Linked DNA regions of Mus musculus: region 2 is linked to region 1. The links are chromatin loops, found by intact Hi-C in ENCODE. Cell type or tissue: gastrocnemius. All regions are shown on one strand.

What was found. A loop is a pair of places that touch in the nucleus more often than their neighbours do. Peaks named below come from ENCODE experiments on the same cell type or tissue, not always from the same donor. Only the 100,000 strongest peaks of a DNase experiment are listed, where the experiment ranks them.
Region 2: a loop joins it to region 1, with 6 times the contacts of the local background. A loop is called at or near these places in 14 of 42 quality-filtered maps.

What each region holds. Positions count from the first base shown.
Region 1 is chr12:8,442,116-8,450,115 of GRCm38, forward strand. It overlaps Gm51967 (a long non-coding RNA gene), which reads left to right and starts at 6,845. Exons shown (of 3, transcript XR_003950173.1): 1 at 6,845-6,926. In gastrocnemius, no CTCF peak of the experiment used is centred here; DNase peaks (open chromatin) are centred at 3,381, 3,549 and 5,780; H3K4me3 peaks cover 1,296 bases; H3K27ac peaks cover 6,264 bases.
Region 2 is chr12:8,498,260-8,506,259 of GRCm38, forward strand. Rhob (ras homolog family member B) reads right to left here and starts at 1,750. Exons shown (of 1, transcript NM_007483.3): 1 at 1-1,750. The coding sequence starts at 1,373. The coding sequence ends at 783. In gastrocnemius, CTCF peaks have their summits at 412 (motif pointing right), 1,415 and 4,535 (motif pointing left); DNase peaks (open chromatin) are centred at 186, 659, 843, 1,853 and 2 more places; H3K4me3 peaks cover 3,864 bases; H3K27ac peaks cover 4,484 bases.

The DNA of each region.
Region 1 (8,000 bases):
CATTTCAGTGAGCGTGCACAACCATTGATGTGACAGTTTCAATGTGATATCAGCACTGTACAAAGTCTATGAAGTGTAGAGGGCCACATGAACCAATTCTTGAAACCTATGAGGTTGCTCTGAGGCCAGTCTGGGGTCAGAGTGCTACACTTGATCCCAGACCTGGGCCTCTGTTCTAGAAGAAGGAATATGTCCCTGAAGTCTCCTTATGAATGTGAGGGCTGTCCAGAAACTGTGTTTAGGCCTAGGGAAGGATCCCACCCAATCAGACCCAACTCAACAGTCTAAACATCCATTGCAAAGCCCCTCACAAAGACCCTGGAGGTGCCAGTATCATGATAGGTTTCCTGACTTGGTGTTCCGGCATTCCTTCCTTGTCCTGGATCCAATGAGCCCAGATACTGTTGTCTAACCTTTTGCTGAGTGGAGTCAGATTGGAAAGATGTCCATGGTTTCATTGTTCTGGATTTTTTTAAACAGTGTCTGGGTCTCATGCATTCCCAGTTGACCTTACTATCACTACACAGCCAGGATGGCTTTGAACTTCCGATCCTTCTGCTTCTCCCTCTCCAGTGCTGAGACTGCAGACATGTGCCATCATGCCTATGTGGTACTAGGAATAGAACCCAGAGCCTTTTTATAAAATTCCAGGACATGCCTCTATTTCAAACCTCACACTCTTCCTGTCTTTAGCTGGATATGTAATCCTGGAAGAGCCCTGCCCTTCTTCGACTTGGATTTGACTTTTAGCAGAGTGCATTTGTTACTGCCCTTCAGAGTAACCACATGAAGAACTTGCTCCCTTTCAGCACACAGACCGAATCACCCACAGCATGTGGATAGAGTTCAGAGGTATGGATGAATATGCTTGTGCACTCGAGCACACACACACACACACACACACACACGCACACGCACACGCACACGCACACGCACACACACACACACACACACACACACACACACACACAGGGGAGCCAGTCAACTACACTTGTCTCCAGTAACAAATGAGCAAGAGATATTAGAATATTAGAATGAGAGCTATATTTTTAGAAAATTTACCAGGCAGGACCAGAGGTTGCTCCAATAGCTTTCCAAACATCTCTCATGTGATTCTCCTGGCAACCTTAGAAATGGACACTATTATTTTTAACAAATGAGAAAAACAAATCTCAAGTAGGTGGAGCGACTGGCAGAGGTCACCCAGCAAATGGTGACCCTGGATAGCTCTGGCTCAGAACACCAGCCTTCATCAGACGCATTGTGCTGTCTTATCAGGACATAGATCCACAAAAAACCTCCGGGCTTTGTTTTAACAATATCCTAACTGTCCAGGTGGAGGCTCAAAGACTGAGGGAAAGCCCCTGGTAACAAGGGTCATCCCCTAAGAGTGTCCCATAAGGTCACCCCAAGGGAAGAGAATAGATGTTGGAGCCAGGCTGGCTGGACACAAACTCCAGTTCTGGATCTTGTCCCAGAATACTGCCCGGGCATGATCTCAGCTGAATATTAGGATAGTCAAAAAGGTCTTGTGTATAGATTTTTAGGTGACACAGTGTCTGGTGCCTCATGATAACCTTCAGTTGACAGAGTCAGACACTAAACAGACAAAGCAGGGGCCTTGGAGCTAAGATATATATGAAACTGTTGAGAACAGACAAGCCCACTATGTCAGAATGTCTTTATTTAAATATACCAGTGCCCTGGGATGATGCCCTTGTTACCAGGTTCCAAGGGCTGCTGGGAACATCCCTCCAACTCTCTCAAATTCCCTAGTGTTCTAGCACCCCCAGGAAAGCACTGTCTAGGAGCTGGAACCAGGTCCATCCAAGGTCACACAGTGGAACTGGTAAAGCAGCAAGCAGGGAAACAGAAGATGCTCTGTGTCCTAAGGGCCTTTGACCTTAGTCCCGAGTGGGGAACATTTGTTTGTCCTGTGGAAATTCCCCAAGTGGATGGGCTAACAACTAATTCCAGATGGACCTATGTTCCTAACTCAGGCCATGTTCCCAAAGCTTCCGTTCCCGTGATCTGTCCCCTGCCCCTTCTCCATCAGAAAGTGGTTCTCTGAGCTTCCTTGGGGATTTAGTTGGATTGTCTTCCTGCTGTTTGTTCCTGGGGCTGCTTCTTCCTGGCATAGAAGAGAGGTCCAAAAGCTGTTATCCCAAGTCCCCTACCTCTGCTGGACTTCCTGTCCCTGAAGACAGCCTCCCTGGGGTGGGTTCATTTAAACCAAGACAATGGTCTCCTCCTCATGAGGCTAAAATTATCAGAAACTGTTCTAACCCTGCCCTCCAGCGCTGGATCCTGCCCTGGTTATATGAGTGTCTCTTGGGAGTCTATGACAGCTCCCTGCTCCTCTTGGCACACAACCAGAGCAAAAAATAAATTAAAGAAAGAAAGAAAGAAAGAAAGAAAGAAAGAAAGAAAGAAAGAAAGAGAGAGAGAGAGAGAGAGAAAGAGAGAGAGGGGGAGAAAGAGAGGAAGAGAGAAAGAGAGGAAGGAAGGAAGAAGGAAGGAAGGAAGAGAGAGAGAAAGAAAGAAAGAAAGAAAGAAAGAAAGAAAGAAAGAAAGAAAGAAAGAAAGAAAGAAAGAGAGAAAGGGTGAGGAGGAAGGAAAGAAGGAAGGAAGGAAGGAAGGAAGGAAGGAAGCTGCCCTAGTCTTACAGAGCCTTTGGTGTCTACAACAGCAACATCCAAGTCCCAGGCTTCTGCGGCTATGAATCCTGCTCTAGAGTACCCTGTGCTCACCATCTACCCAAAATGAAACATGTTCCTTCCCAAAAGAGAATCTCTCACACACATATCGTAGGGGACCTAGATAGATGCATGGACTGTTTACATTCTACATTAGGACCACCACTGTGGTTGCCACGGCTACAATCCCATGATCCCCTTCTCAGGAGATCTGCAATGCCTCTGTCCTTTCCCCTACTGTTGGCCCCAGCGCTGTCCCACACTTGCTTTCTATCTAGCTTCTAAGTTCCTCAATTATTTTTCTCTTGGTGTTGGACATGGCCCAGTTCTTGTACTATTCCACCATACCCAGAAGGCTTTGGAAACAAAGTCACAGATGCCAAATCCCTCCCAGAAAGATACATGCAGGAGCCTAACAGGAAACCCTGAGGAGTTGTCAATCAGGAACAGCATCCGTTTGTCTGTCCCTCCAATAGACATTCAAGGGTGCACCTGGTTAAACATGAACAGAAACAGAGAGCATGCCTTACCATCACCCATATCATTCCACAGCTCTTCTCAAGGCTCCTTAAAGCAGACTGTGTTCAATTTTGCAAAAGGTTGACTCAAGGCCCAGCCCAGACAGGGCAAATGGCCAGTTCCATATATAGGAGCCTGGGGCTGACTCCCAGCCGTGGTCTTTCACCAAAGGCTCTTTGTACCAACTCTCCTGGCCCAGTTGGCCTGAGATGGGAGCAGGTGGGGAGCCTGGGTGCCACCACACATAACAGAAATTCACGGCAGGACAGCTGTCAAAAGGAGGCAGGGAGCTTTCTGCTCTGCTATGGGAGATTCTTCCCCGCCCTGTCCCTAGTCTATGGGAATCTCGCCCTGTCCTTTCAGTGTGGCTTCCCAAGGGAGGTGGCTCGAGGCCACTTGGCTGTGCTAAGCAGGAGCAGAGTTGAACAGCACGATCCAGCCTGCGAGGATCTAACTAGCGTTACATCTTTTTTTCCGTCACTGTTGCTCCAGTGTGTGAGTCTCCTAGGGCTAAAGCCGAGCATTACACTGCAGCTGAATCCACTGCCCACTGTGCTAGCAGTATCTGAAGAGTGTCTACGTAAATGCCCCAGAGTGGGACACAACCGTCCTTCAACCTTTCGCCGCTCTGGAGGCTAGGAGAGCATTCAAGGTGCTGGGTCTCTCTTTACATGACTCCCTCCTTGTGAGCCTGTGTGATCTCATCTCAAGATCCATAACGGCATGTACAAGTTCTGTTTTGCTAGGTGAGGGCACATTCACAGGGTTTGGGGACTTAGAACAGGTGACATCTTTTCTTAAGGGCTACTCTACCACATACCCATCATCTTTGGAATCACACGGAGCCCGATGAAATCTTGTCCCCATTACTTGCCAGCTGGTCTTTGGAAAAGTTTGGAAATATCCCCAAACTTTGTTGGTTTTTAAAAATGCATAAAATAGGCATAATGTTTACTCAATCGAGTTCTTTTGTGTGTATGTGTGTGAAAGATTTGTTTATTTATTATGTGTAAGTACACTGTAGCTGTCTTCAGACACATTTTCTTCTCTTTCCAGCCCCGATCACTCTGGCCCAAAGATTTATTATTTTATTATGTGTAAGAACACTGTCTCTGTCTTCAGACACCCTAGAAGAGGGCATCAGATCTCATTACTAATGGTTGTGAGCCACCATGTGGTTCCTGGGATTTGAACTCAGGACCTTTGGAAGAGCACTCAGTGCTCTTAATCACTGAGCCATCTCTCCAGCCCTCAATCGAGTTCTTAAAAGGGCTAAATGATGTAACAAAGGGTCTTGATTTACTGTACACACTCACTGAGTGATCTGTATGTCTAAAAAGGTGATAAAGAAGTGACTTAGAGAACTGAAGATGTCTTCCCACGGTCTCATAGCTCCTTAGATGGCAGAGCCAGCAAACCGTCTTCCTGTAGCTTTTCAAAGCCTGCTATTTTCCTTGTATCCTCCCAGACACCATGACCATAGCATCCTCTGAGTGGAGTCAAAGTACCAGAGATACTAATATTCTGGCCCTAGTAAGGGTCAGAATTTGACCTTGACTTCTTCCCCAGGTAACAGAAGAAGCCAGGTGTAGCCCTACTTGGGAGAGGAAGCCAGTGGTCACAGTATCACTGTTACATAGTAGGGCAGTGGCTGTGGAGAGGGCTTGTTGTAGCCGTTTCCACAAATTGTCTCATCCCACTTAAGGTTTGACGAAAACCCTCTAGGGTTTAATTAAGAAAGCTAAGCTTTCTTTAGGCAAAGGAATCAGCTTCACCAGGAAGGACAGACAGGGCATCTCTGGAGCAAAATGAAAGGCCCCGTGTCAGCAAATGGATTAATTCCTTCCCCTCTGAATTCTTTTGAAATGTGATCTCCCCTTGTCTCCTCTCCAAGAGACAGGAACGACTTTGATCTTGAAAGCTCTGTCACTCAGATGTCCTGTGCTGTGTGCTCTGAAGCCGCCTGCCTGGCTTGAAGGGAGGGCAGTCTTGTTGGTTCCCGGACACCAGGCTTAGTCCTGCAGTGGGAAAGAAAAGACGTTAAACCCAACCTTCCGGATTAAGTGGAGTAATGACCCACCTAAGTGGTTTTCAAGTCTTGGAGGAGCCTTGGGGCTACAAAGCTCTGGTAGGGGTCTTAGTTCTTCCAGAGCCTTAAGGGCACAGGACTGAGCCTGGCTAAACCTTAGGTTCATTCAGGGTCCAGTGACTCAAAAGAAAAGGATGTGATAGAAGGGACACCTCAAGCTTCCTCCTGGTGAGACTCAGGAAGGTTCTGGCAGTGGGAAAGGGGAAGAAGACAAGACAAGGGTGTGGTCATCGTGGAGGGAGTAGGACTGAGAGAGGGGTTACAGGTAACTCCTGGCCAATGTAACATGAAGGTAAAAAAATTTCCAACCACAGAGGGAGTCCTCAGCTGTGCCCTGGGACCCAAGGGGTTTCAGAAACTATCTCAGGCAGAGAAGAAAAGAGTTGTTCCTATCTAGCTGGTCAGCCAACTTACACCAGAAGCCCCAGCTGTGACCGCTCAGTGTTGGGCCCCAGAAAGCGTGAACTGACGCCAGCTTCAGCTCTGAAGAGACACATGCAGCAGTTGTGTGGACTCCGGGCTAACGTGGGCGATTGCTCTGGCAACGCAAGGCTGACTTCTGGCTCTTTAGCAAACAGTCGGTCTGAGGAAGGCCTCCAGGTTCTTACTATAGACTGAGGTAGAGGTGCTGCACGATAGGAAACTGACCCTTAAACCCCTTCACCAATGTTGAGGGCCACATTTCTCTTTCCCTCCTCTCCATGTTTGCTGTCTAACTGACCAAGTAAAAACTCAGCCTAACTCCATGACCAAACCAACTCCATGGCTTAAGAGGGGGTCCAGGTCCTCCTCTCCTGGTTTCTGCGTTCATCTCTGGTTACCCTCAAGCACCCCTTTGCAACGATGCTGTGTGTTTACAAAGGCAACAGCCACAAAGAGTTCAGGTAGGAGCCTATGCCTGCAGCACCTGCTTCAGGGCCCAGGGCAGGGCAGGGACTATCATGGGACATGTTAGGTTAACAGGCAATCATAGTTAAGGTAGAAAACACTTTACATCCTTGGAGCCAGGGTTCTGTTGTAGGTGTGCCCTAACATGTGACATGCCAATCTCAGATCTTCACTTTCTCCTTAGCTGTTTTGTTGTTATTGTTGTTGTTGTTGTTGTTTTGTTTTGTTTTGTTTTGTTTTTTCTCTTTTGAGACTGAATCTCCCATATCGCAGGTTGACTTCAAATTCTTAATGTAGACAAGGGATGGCCTTGCACACCTGATCCTCCTGTCTCTCCCTCTTAGGCACTAAGGTTATGGGTATGTGTTATCACTCCAGGCTTATGTGGTATTGGGAGCTGAATTGAGGGCTTCATGCAGGCTGAGCTAACTGAGTCTTCATTTCCTCCTTAAAACACTTTAGGAACGTCCTCTCACTCTCGTCTGGTCTGCTTGGCATGGCTTACAATACCCTGTACCATGTGCCCTTATGACCCTGATACCCCCTGACATTGTCCTTACTTCTTGACCCCTGAAGACTGGCATTAGCGCTGCATCTCAAGTGCTGCGTCTCCCATGTCTCTGTCCACAGGCAATCCCTACGTACAGGATTATCACCTCCTCAACTGTGTGGGAAGTTTGGTTTTCATCTTTTAACTGAGGCTGTTCCGTAACGAAGAAGAAGATACTCAATGGGTAATGAAGAGAACAGGGAACCTTCCCTCTTGGAGCATCCGATGCTCCAGTCTAAGAAATCAACAGAGATGATAAAGAAATAAAGAAGTCTTAAGTAGGTTTAAAATTCCAAGTCCAAAGCAAGTGTGCCACGAACACTTCCTGAGTATTCCCCACAGCTATTAAAGCATTGCAGGGATGGCATGCAGAGCATGGAGATGTGAGTGTCCCCATCCAAAACACAGAAGATCAAAACGTATGAATTGTGCCAGCCCGTAGTGCCACACACCTTTAATTCTAGCACTCGAGAGGCAGAGGCAGGCGGATATCAGTGAGTTTGAGGCCAGCCTGATCTGCAGAGTGAGTTCCAGGATAGCCATGGTACACAGAGAGACCTTGTCTCAGAAAACAAAACAAAACAAAACAAACACAAAACAAAACAAACACAAAAGAACTCAGCATTCGAAGACACCACCTCTTTAGCCATTTTTGGAATCTGCTCATGTGGGGTTTGGGAAGGGAAACCCAATGTCCTTCCAGGTACGAGGGCCGTTCTAAATCACTGACCAGGGTACTCTGAGAAGGCAAAGGACTTCTGAATTCTTCTGTGTGGTTTTGGCTTTACTGGCTGGGTGAGAAGTTTTGGGGAGAAGGGTGATGCTCATGACGGTTCCTTCTGAAGAAGGACCAGGGTCCTTTAAATTCTCCCACTAGGCTTGGCCAGTTACTCTGGTTCTCAGAGCTGAGGAGATCTGAGTCACTCAAGGAGATCAAGACCCATTCCCTCAAAGGGAATAATGGAAAATGTTTTGAAAACTCTGCTTCTGGTTAGTGCAAAAAAGACGTGAAATGCGACCTTACCCCCTCTCATTCCTTCTTTCTGGAATTTCAAAGTTAGATCTGGCAAATGGCAGTAAGCAGATCTTTAACAGCCTGAGCGGCTCCTCGCAACTTCTCAGCACATACACTCACTGCTCCCAAGAACCATCATGCAAAGATCAAGCACAAAGGATACTGGAAAAACTGGATTGAAGCCTCAAGACCTCACCTGGAGGCTCAGGTCCTCCTGGCTGTACCTGCACTACCTTTGAGGCA
Region 2 (8,000 bases), 56 kb after region 1:
TCATTTGTAGGACAGGCACAAAGTTCGCTTATGGCAAAAGTGACCCCACTGCACACCCTGGATCCTCTGCCGGAGGTTCGCTGGGGGTTGGCCCAGGAGACACTGTCTGAGCTGCTTCCTCTCGACCCCAAGTCAGTTGCAAATGTCTTCCCCAGGGTGTGGAAAGATGGCCAAGTCCAGTTCATGCTTGGATGGGTGGGCGCCTGACCCAGCCTGGGAAAGGAGCTGCTCTGGGCCCTGGTCGCCCCACACACCACTAAACAATACCATTCTGCCTCCGAAAATAAAATCTGTATTTATGTAACAGCCCCATCCTCCCCCCAGCCCTCCCCTCCCGCCATTCCAGGGGTCTATGTTACAGACATGGAGCAACAGTAGTGGCTTGCTGGTTACAAGCAAACCTGCTGGGGGCGCAACCACTCTGCGTGCCCCTGGGGAAACCAGAGGCGGGGGTGGGGCAGGAGTCGGGTGGGGTGTAGGGAGTCGTACACACACACAACCACACTTTGAGGCCTGGCTCTTTAGAAAAGGATGCTCAGGAACCCCTTGGCACTCAGCAGGGTGCCCAGGCCTGTGCCACACAGCTGGACACACACAGACACTGGGAAGGGGGAGCTCGGTGCCCACGCTAATTCTCAGCGTGACCAGCCAGAGCCACCAGCAGATGTCAGGCAGTCTGGTGGTGTCCTTGGGGGCATGGGTCTCCCTTTCTCCCGGTTCGTGGGCGACCGGGCCAAGGAGGGGGAGCCACGCTGGCAAGGGCGTGAGGCAGGACGCGTCCCTCATAGCACCTTGCAGCAGTTGATGCAGCCATTCTGGGATCCGTAGCGCTTCTGCAGCGCGGCGCGCGTGGCCGTCTCAAAAACCTCGCGCACGCCCTCCTTGGTCTTGGCCGAGCACTCGAGGTAGTCATAGGCTTGGATGCGCACCGCCATGGCGCGGCCGTCATCCGTGCGCACTGGCTCCTGCTTCATGCGGGCCAGCTCCGTGCGGACATGCTCGTCGCTGCGCAGGTCTTTTTTGTTGGCCACCAGGATGATGGGCACATTGGGGCAGAAGTGCTTTACCTCGGGCACCCACTTCTCGGGGATGTTCTCGAGAGAGTCCGGGCTGTCCACCGAGAAGCACATAAGGATGACGTCGGTGTCCGGATAGGAGAGCGGCCGTAAACGATCGTAGTCCTCCTGGCCTGCCGTGTCCCACAGCGCCAGCTCCACCTGCTTGCCGTCCACCTCGATGTCCGCCACATAGTTCTCGAACACGGTGGGCACGTACACCTCGGGGAATTCGTCTTTACTGAACACGATCAGCAGGCACGTCTTGCCGCACGCGCCGTCGCCCACCACCACCAGCTTCTTGCGGATGGCCGCCATGAGCTCGCCGGGCGCGGGCAGCAGGAGGGGCCCGCGAGCGCCTCGCCGCCGTCCCGCTCCCTGTTGCTTGCCGCTCCCCGCTCTCCCGCGACTGCGCGCTGCGGGCTAGGCTCGCTAACTGCACCTGGACCCCGCGGCGGCGCGGTCTCTCGGGGCGCTCCGGTTGCCTCGGCAGGGGCGCAGGGGCATACGGTGCACTGAGTGTCGCCGCGCCGCTGCCGCGCCGCTGTGGTCCTCGGCGGTCCCGGAGCTGCGCTGCTTTGTGCGAAGTGATGGCTGATGCTGCGGACCCGGCCTAGCTTCTTTCCCGGGGCGGGTTCACTCTAGACCTAGGGTACAGGGGCGCAGACGACGACAACCGAACTGCGGTGGCAGATGCGGGCTGCGGCCCTAGCGCCCGCTATTTAAAGAGTCCGGCCACTTTCTTAATATAGCCACCCAATGGGAAGCCATAGGGCTGAGCTCATCGCTGCGGAGCTTGGCTCCGATTGGTCGCCCGCTGCAGTCCGAAGGCGGGTTCGCCTTAGCTTGATTGACTGCCCTGTCCGCGGGGCTGGGAGAGGCGTTGACTGTGGAGTCTGCGCGGCGACCCGCCCCGTGGGGTTGTGTGGCCGCCGGGTCCCCGCCTTCGTCGCAGCCTCTCTGAGTGCGACATCGTGGAGCAGGCAGCCTGGAGCCCTCCGGGTCTGGGTGGGCAGTTCCGAGACGAGCTACACTCTTGTGGGGCGTTGGCTGCTCCCAGGGCTTCAGCTTTATCTAGCTTCCGAGCGAACTACGGGTGATCAAGCATGGGGGAGGGGCGGCGCCTTTAACGTGGTTTTGTTTTCACTTAAACAGACACCGGTGCACGGTTTTGTTACCTAGCCAAGGGTTTCGTTCTTTCTTAACTTTGTTTAGATAACTAACCCCTCGTGTGCTCTGGGCCGAATTCTGACACTTACCCAGGGCAGCCTTTTCACTGAGAAAGGCTAACAGTAAATTGTGTGGGCCTGGGTGAGTCCCCTCTCGGCTTTCTCTTCAAGGCCCACACTTAGGTCTCCGGGTGAAGAAGATAAGGGGAGGAATCTAGGAGACACACAGCTGTAGGACAAAGGAAAGCGAGGTGCAGGGCACTCCGCTGAAAAAGAAAGCACCCAGCTTGGGCAGGCAACCTTCACCCAGTCCTACCACATTACATCTGATTCTCGCCCTAAAGCCAGAGAACTGCTTGAAGTACACTGTGCAAGGAAACCCATCTATCCCAACAACTCTCATGGAGCAGATGAAAAGCTTCAAGCTGGGAAAGCAGGCATGCGGCCTCGCAGGGAACTTGCCGGTGGGCACACGGTTTCTGTACAGAGGATGGAGTTTCTTCATACACACCAGGTCTTAACTCGTGAATTACCACTTCCTGCAGGAGATGACACCTCTTCCTATCTTAAAGGATTTAAGCCAGTCCACTGTAAGAAATAGGAAAGACAGAAAGCTGCAAAGGGCGTCAAAGAGGGCCTTACCCCGCCCCCAAGAGAAACTGAACAAAGAAAAAGGAGGAAAGAAAGTGGGGAAATGGCTTAACATTGCTGCGTGGGGTCCTCATGGAGGGCTAGGCTAGGGGTACCAGCTAAGAGAAAGCTTTCTCAGTGACCATGTCATGATGACCTTATGACCCATTTCTTTGTCTCTCTCTCTGGACTGTGAGTTGTCCGAGGGCCAGGATTTCCTCCCACCTGAGCATCATGAAGACCTAGCACTATGCTGGGCCCTAAAGAAGCAGTAAAAATGGTCCGTGCAGTGGTAGGCCTGCCCACCTGTAGACCCAGCCACACAGGACGCACAGGGGTTGGCCTTCCAAGTCTAGGCAGTCTGGGCAACCAAATGAGACAGAGAGAGAAAACAACGGGGAGGGGTAAATGACTTTGGGAGCTAACCCAGTTTTTCAAAAGTGGAACTTTTTAGTTCTTAACATCAGATCCTGCTATAATCAGACCAAACACAAGCAGCCAATGTTTTCACATATAATCCCCATGTTACAGTTTCTGTGTATCTGGACAGATATGATCAAGCCATAGTGTTCCATCAGTGGGGGAGAGCTGTGTTCCCTGCATTCTGGATTATCCCCACTGCAGGGCCCAGTCTCTGTTTTTCTCTGCTTTAGTTTTTCAGACCTAAGGAACTGTCACATGGTTTGGTTTGTCATTGGTTGAGGAAGTCACTTTGCACACACACACACACACACACACACACACGCACACACACACCCCACACATGCCTTTTAGGGGAAAAATCTTATCTACACATATTTTTCTCCTCGTAGTTAAACCTTTTGATTGCTGTGTTATTAGCTCTGCTCTCCGTGGTCTTAATATAGCTTGGGAATCTTGGCTATGTCCTTCAGCTTTAAATATTAAGAAAATATAAACCAGAGCTTTGTCCCGTGTGCTTCTTTCAAAGACTTAAATACAAAGAACCAGGAAGCAGGATTACGGCCACCGGCTTCCTGATTTCCAGACGTATCATACGGGGTGTTCCAAGCTCAAATCTCTATATCGAAGTAATTGCTAAAAATACAAAGTGGGCAAGTTATGCCGAAGTAAAGAAGGAGAAGAATCGAAACGGCGTTCTCTCAAAACAGGACTGGCGGCCTCAAAGACCTAGCTCACTGCTTATAGCATTAACTTTTCCAAACTTGCTGATGAGTTTTATAGTATCCCCTTGTCAGGCCCCACACCCTTCAAAGTGCACTGTCACTGCAAGGCAATGACTAGATTTAATTCTCCAAGAGTTATTAACATTCAGTGCATGAAGCCGGGCGGTGGTGGCGCACGCCTTTAATCCCAGCACTTGGGAGGCAGAGACAGGTGGATTTCTGAGTTCAAAGCCAGCCTGGTCTACAGAGTGAGTTCCAGGACAGCCAAGACTATACAGAGAAACCCTGTCTCGAAAAACCAAAAAAAAAAAAAAAAAAATTCAGTGTATGAAGGAGAACAAAGTCATACTTACCTTTCAAACCGATCTATTTCTAGTCTGCAACCTAATTTATCTGCCCTTTGTTTGTTTTGTGGGTTTTGTTGTTGTTACTGCACCTCCCTCCCCCAGGGGCGGCTGTAAATCACACCCTACTAGATCAGACCAGACACTGGAATTTTTCACTAGATTTTAGCGCCACCTTGTGGCAGTATTCATAACTTTTTTCTTTTAAAAAATATGAAAAAAGCACTTGAAATTGGCATTTGTGAATATTTTTATTTTACAATCGGTTACAGCAATACCTCTCCTGGGCATATATCCAGAAGATGTTTCAACCAACCGGTAAGAAGGACACATGCTCCACTATGTTCATAGCAGCCTTATTTATAATAGCCAGAAGCTGGAAAGAACCCAGATGCCCCTCAACAGAGGAATGGATACAGAAAATGTGGTACATTTACACAATGGAGTACTACTCAGCTATTAAAAAGAATGAATTTGGGGCTGGTGAGATGGCTCAGTGGGTAAGAGCACCCGACTGCTCTTCCAAAGGTCCGGAGTTCAAATCCCAGCAACCACATGGTGGCTCACAACCATCCGTAACGAGATCTGACTCCCTCTTCTGGAGTGTCTGAAGACAGCTACAATGTACTTACATATAATCAATAAATAAACCTTTAAAAAAAAAAGAATGAATTTATGAAATTCCTAGCCAAATGGATGGACCTGGAGGGCATCATCCTGAGTGAGGTAACCCAATCACAAAAGAACTCACACAATATGTACTCACTGATAAGTGGATATTAGCCCAGAAACTTAGAATACCCAAGATATAAGATACAATTTGCTATACGCATGAAACTCAAGAAGAACGAAGACCAAAGTGTGGACACTTTGCCCCTTCTTAGAATTGGGAACAAAACACCCATGGAAGGAGTTACAGAGACAAAGTTTGGAGCTGAGACAAAAGGATGGACCATCTAGAGACTACCATATCCGGGGATCCATCCCATAATCAGCTTCCAAACACTAACACCATTGCAGACACTATCAAGATTTTGCTGAAAGAACCCAGATATAGCTGTCTTTTGTGAGACTATGCCGGGCCTAGCAAACACAGAAGTGGATGCTCACAGTCAGCTATTGAATGGACCACAGGGCCCCCAATGGAGGAGCTAGAGAAAGTATCCAAGGAGCTAAAGGGAACTGCAACCCTATAGGTGGAACAACAATATGAACTAACCAGTACCCCCCTGGAGCTCGTGTGTCTAGCTGAATATGAATCAGAAGATGGCCTAGTCGGCCATCAGTGGAAAGAGAGGTCCATTGCAAACTTTATATGACTCAGTACAGGGGAATGCCAGGGCCAAGGAGTGGGTGGGTGGGGGAGTGGGGGGGGTGCCTGTGGGGACTTTTGGGATAGCATTGGAAATGTAAATGAAATAAATACAAATAAATAAATAAATAAGAAAGGAAGGAAGAAAGAAAGAAAGATAGAAAGAAAATTGGTTACAAGATATAAAACTCTAAAAAACACTTCACAAGAAGATTCTTTGTGATTTTTTTTTTACATTTAGTGTGCGTGCGCGCGCACGTGTGTGTGTGTGTGTGTGTGTGTGTGTGTGTGTGTGTGTGTGTGTGTGTGTGTTGCCCTCCAGCTTCTCTGTCTCTTTACTTGAGACCTAGTTTGACTTGGGGGTTTCAAAAGAGATTAGTGAACTCCTCAGAGAATCAACACAGTTAGACTATTAAACCTGGGAACTTGGACAATGGCCTTTTGGTCTGACCTCTCTCCCTGCCTAACCCAGAATCTGAGGAAAGAGCTAAAGGGCTGTGGGCTGCTCCAAAGCTGTGCTGCAGCCTCCAACCACGGGTGGCTATAGGTACTTGGAGTGTCTGTTCCTCATACCATGAAGGAATTAAATTTCTGGTGTTTAATTTTAACTAAAATATTTAAGACAGGTGTTAGAAGGTCAGAGGTATATACACAGTTGGTAGAGTGCTTGCCTAGCTCGCCAGAAGCCCTGAGTTTGAGCCCCAGAACCAAGTAAACTGGACATGGTGGTGCACATGTGTAATTCTAGGACTGGGGAGGGCAGTGAGAGCAGAGAGCAGAGAGCAGACCGGTCGCCATTGTTGAGGTCATTCTTGGCCACAGAGCAACTTCATGGCCTGGGACACGGAACTCTTTCTGTAAAGGCTTAGCAGGTGGCCATGGGATGGCTCAGTGGCCAAAAGTACGAACCATGTTTAATTCCTGGGATCCACATGATGAAAGGGGAGAGATAGCTCCCTAAAGTGGTCTTATGACAGCCAGTGGTGCACACACGCACACGCACGCACGCACGCACACACACACATACACACAAGAGTAGATAAGTAATGCCTTTTTATTTAAGGGCAGGAGAGATGGCTCTGTGGTTAAGAAAACTGGCTGCTCATCCAAAAGACCAGGGTCCAACCCCCAGCACCCACGTAACACCTCACAACTGTCAGCAATACCAGTCTCAGGGGATCCAATATTTTCACACAGACACACATGCAGGCAAAAAACCTAAAAAATTAAGTGAACCAAAAAAAAAGTTTTAAAACTTTTTTGTGTTTTGTTTTTTCAGTTTGCTATTTGTTCTTTAAAGAAAGTCAAAGTTAGTTGAAAAGAGAACGTGAACAGGAAAGCGGTCCTGCCACGTGGACTGTTTGTAAAACACTGGGAGGTGAGTCTATTTTTCTACTGGAAATTTTGTGAAATCTAAAAAACAGATTTTATTTTCAACAAAAACTTAGTAATCAAATGGAGATGTGCCATGACTATGCAGTGCACAGTGGTATCAGAGCTCGTTAACCACTGTTGCATAAGTCACATATCAAAGGGGCAACTACCCAGGACAGAGTGGAGCTACTCTTAAATAATTCAAATTTAATGTTAAATATATTTGGACACAGTATATAAATTACTTTTACTTTTTTACATTAAAAAAAAGATTTTCAGATACATCAGAAGAGAGCATTGATTTTCATTACAGATAGCTGTGAGCAACCTTGTGGTTGCTGGGAATTGAACTCAGGACCTCTGGCAGAGCAGTCAGTGCTCTTAACCACTGAGCCATCTCTCCAGCCTCCCCCACCCAACTTTTACATTTTTAATATGATAGTTTGATTCAGTGGTGTCCTGGTTTCTAAAGACACCAACTCAGGCAGTCACAGCATGTCTGGAATCCTCCTGTTTTTACCTGTAGAGTTTGCTTTAATTTGGCCCAAACTCATTGTCAGGTTCAGATACTCTTAGGGACTCTGCAGTCTAGGAGACAGGAGCTTCCTTCCCACACTCTCTTACTGCTTACCTGGTGGTGGGTGTGGTGGTGGTGGGTGTGTATGTAAATATTCATATTATGATTTAGATTTAATTTTATGTATATGAGTATTTTGCCTACAGGTATGTCTATGCATCACACACCCGTGAAGGTCAGAAGAGGACGTTAAATCACCTGGAACTGGACTTATGGAGGGTTGTGAATCTCCAACGTGGTGCTGGGAACAGAACCCTGATCCTCTGAAGTAGTGCTCTTAACTTTCTGAGCCATCTCTCTAGCCCCCAGCGTGTGTGTGTGTGTGTGTGTGTGTGTGTGTGTGTGTCTGTGTCTGTGTATACGTATACGTATACGTATACGTATACGTATACGT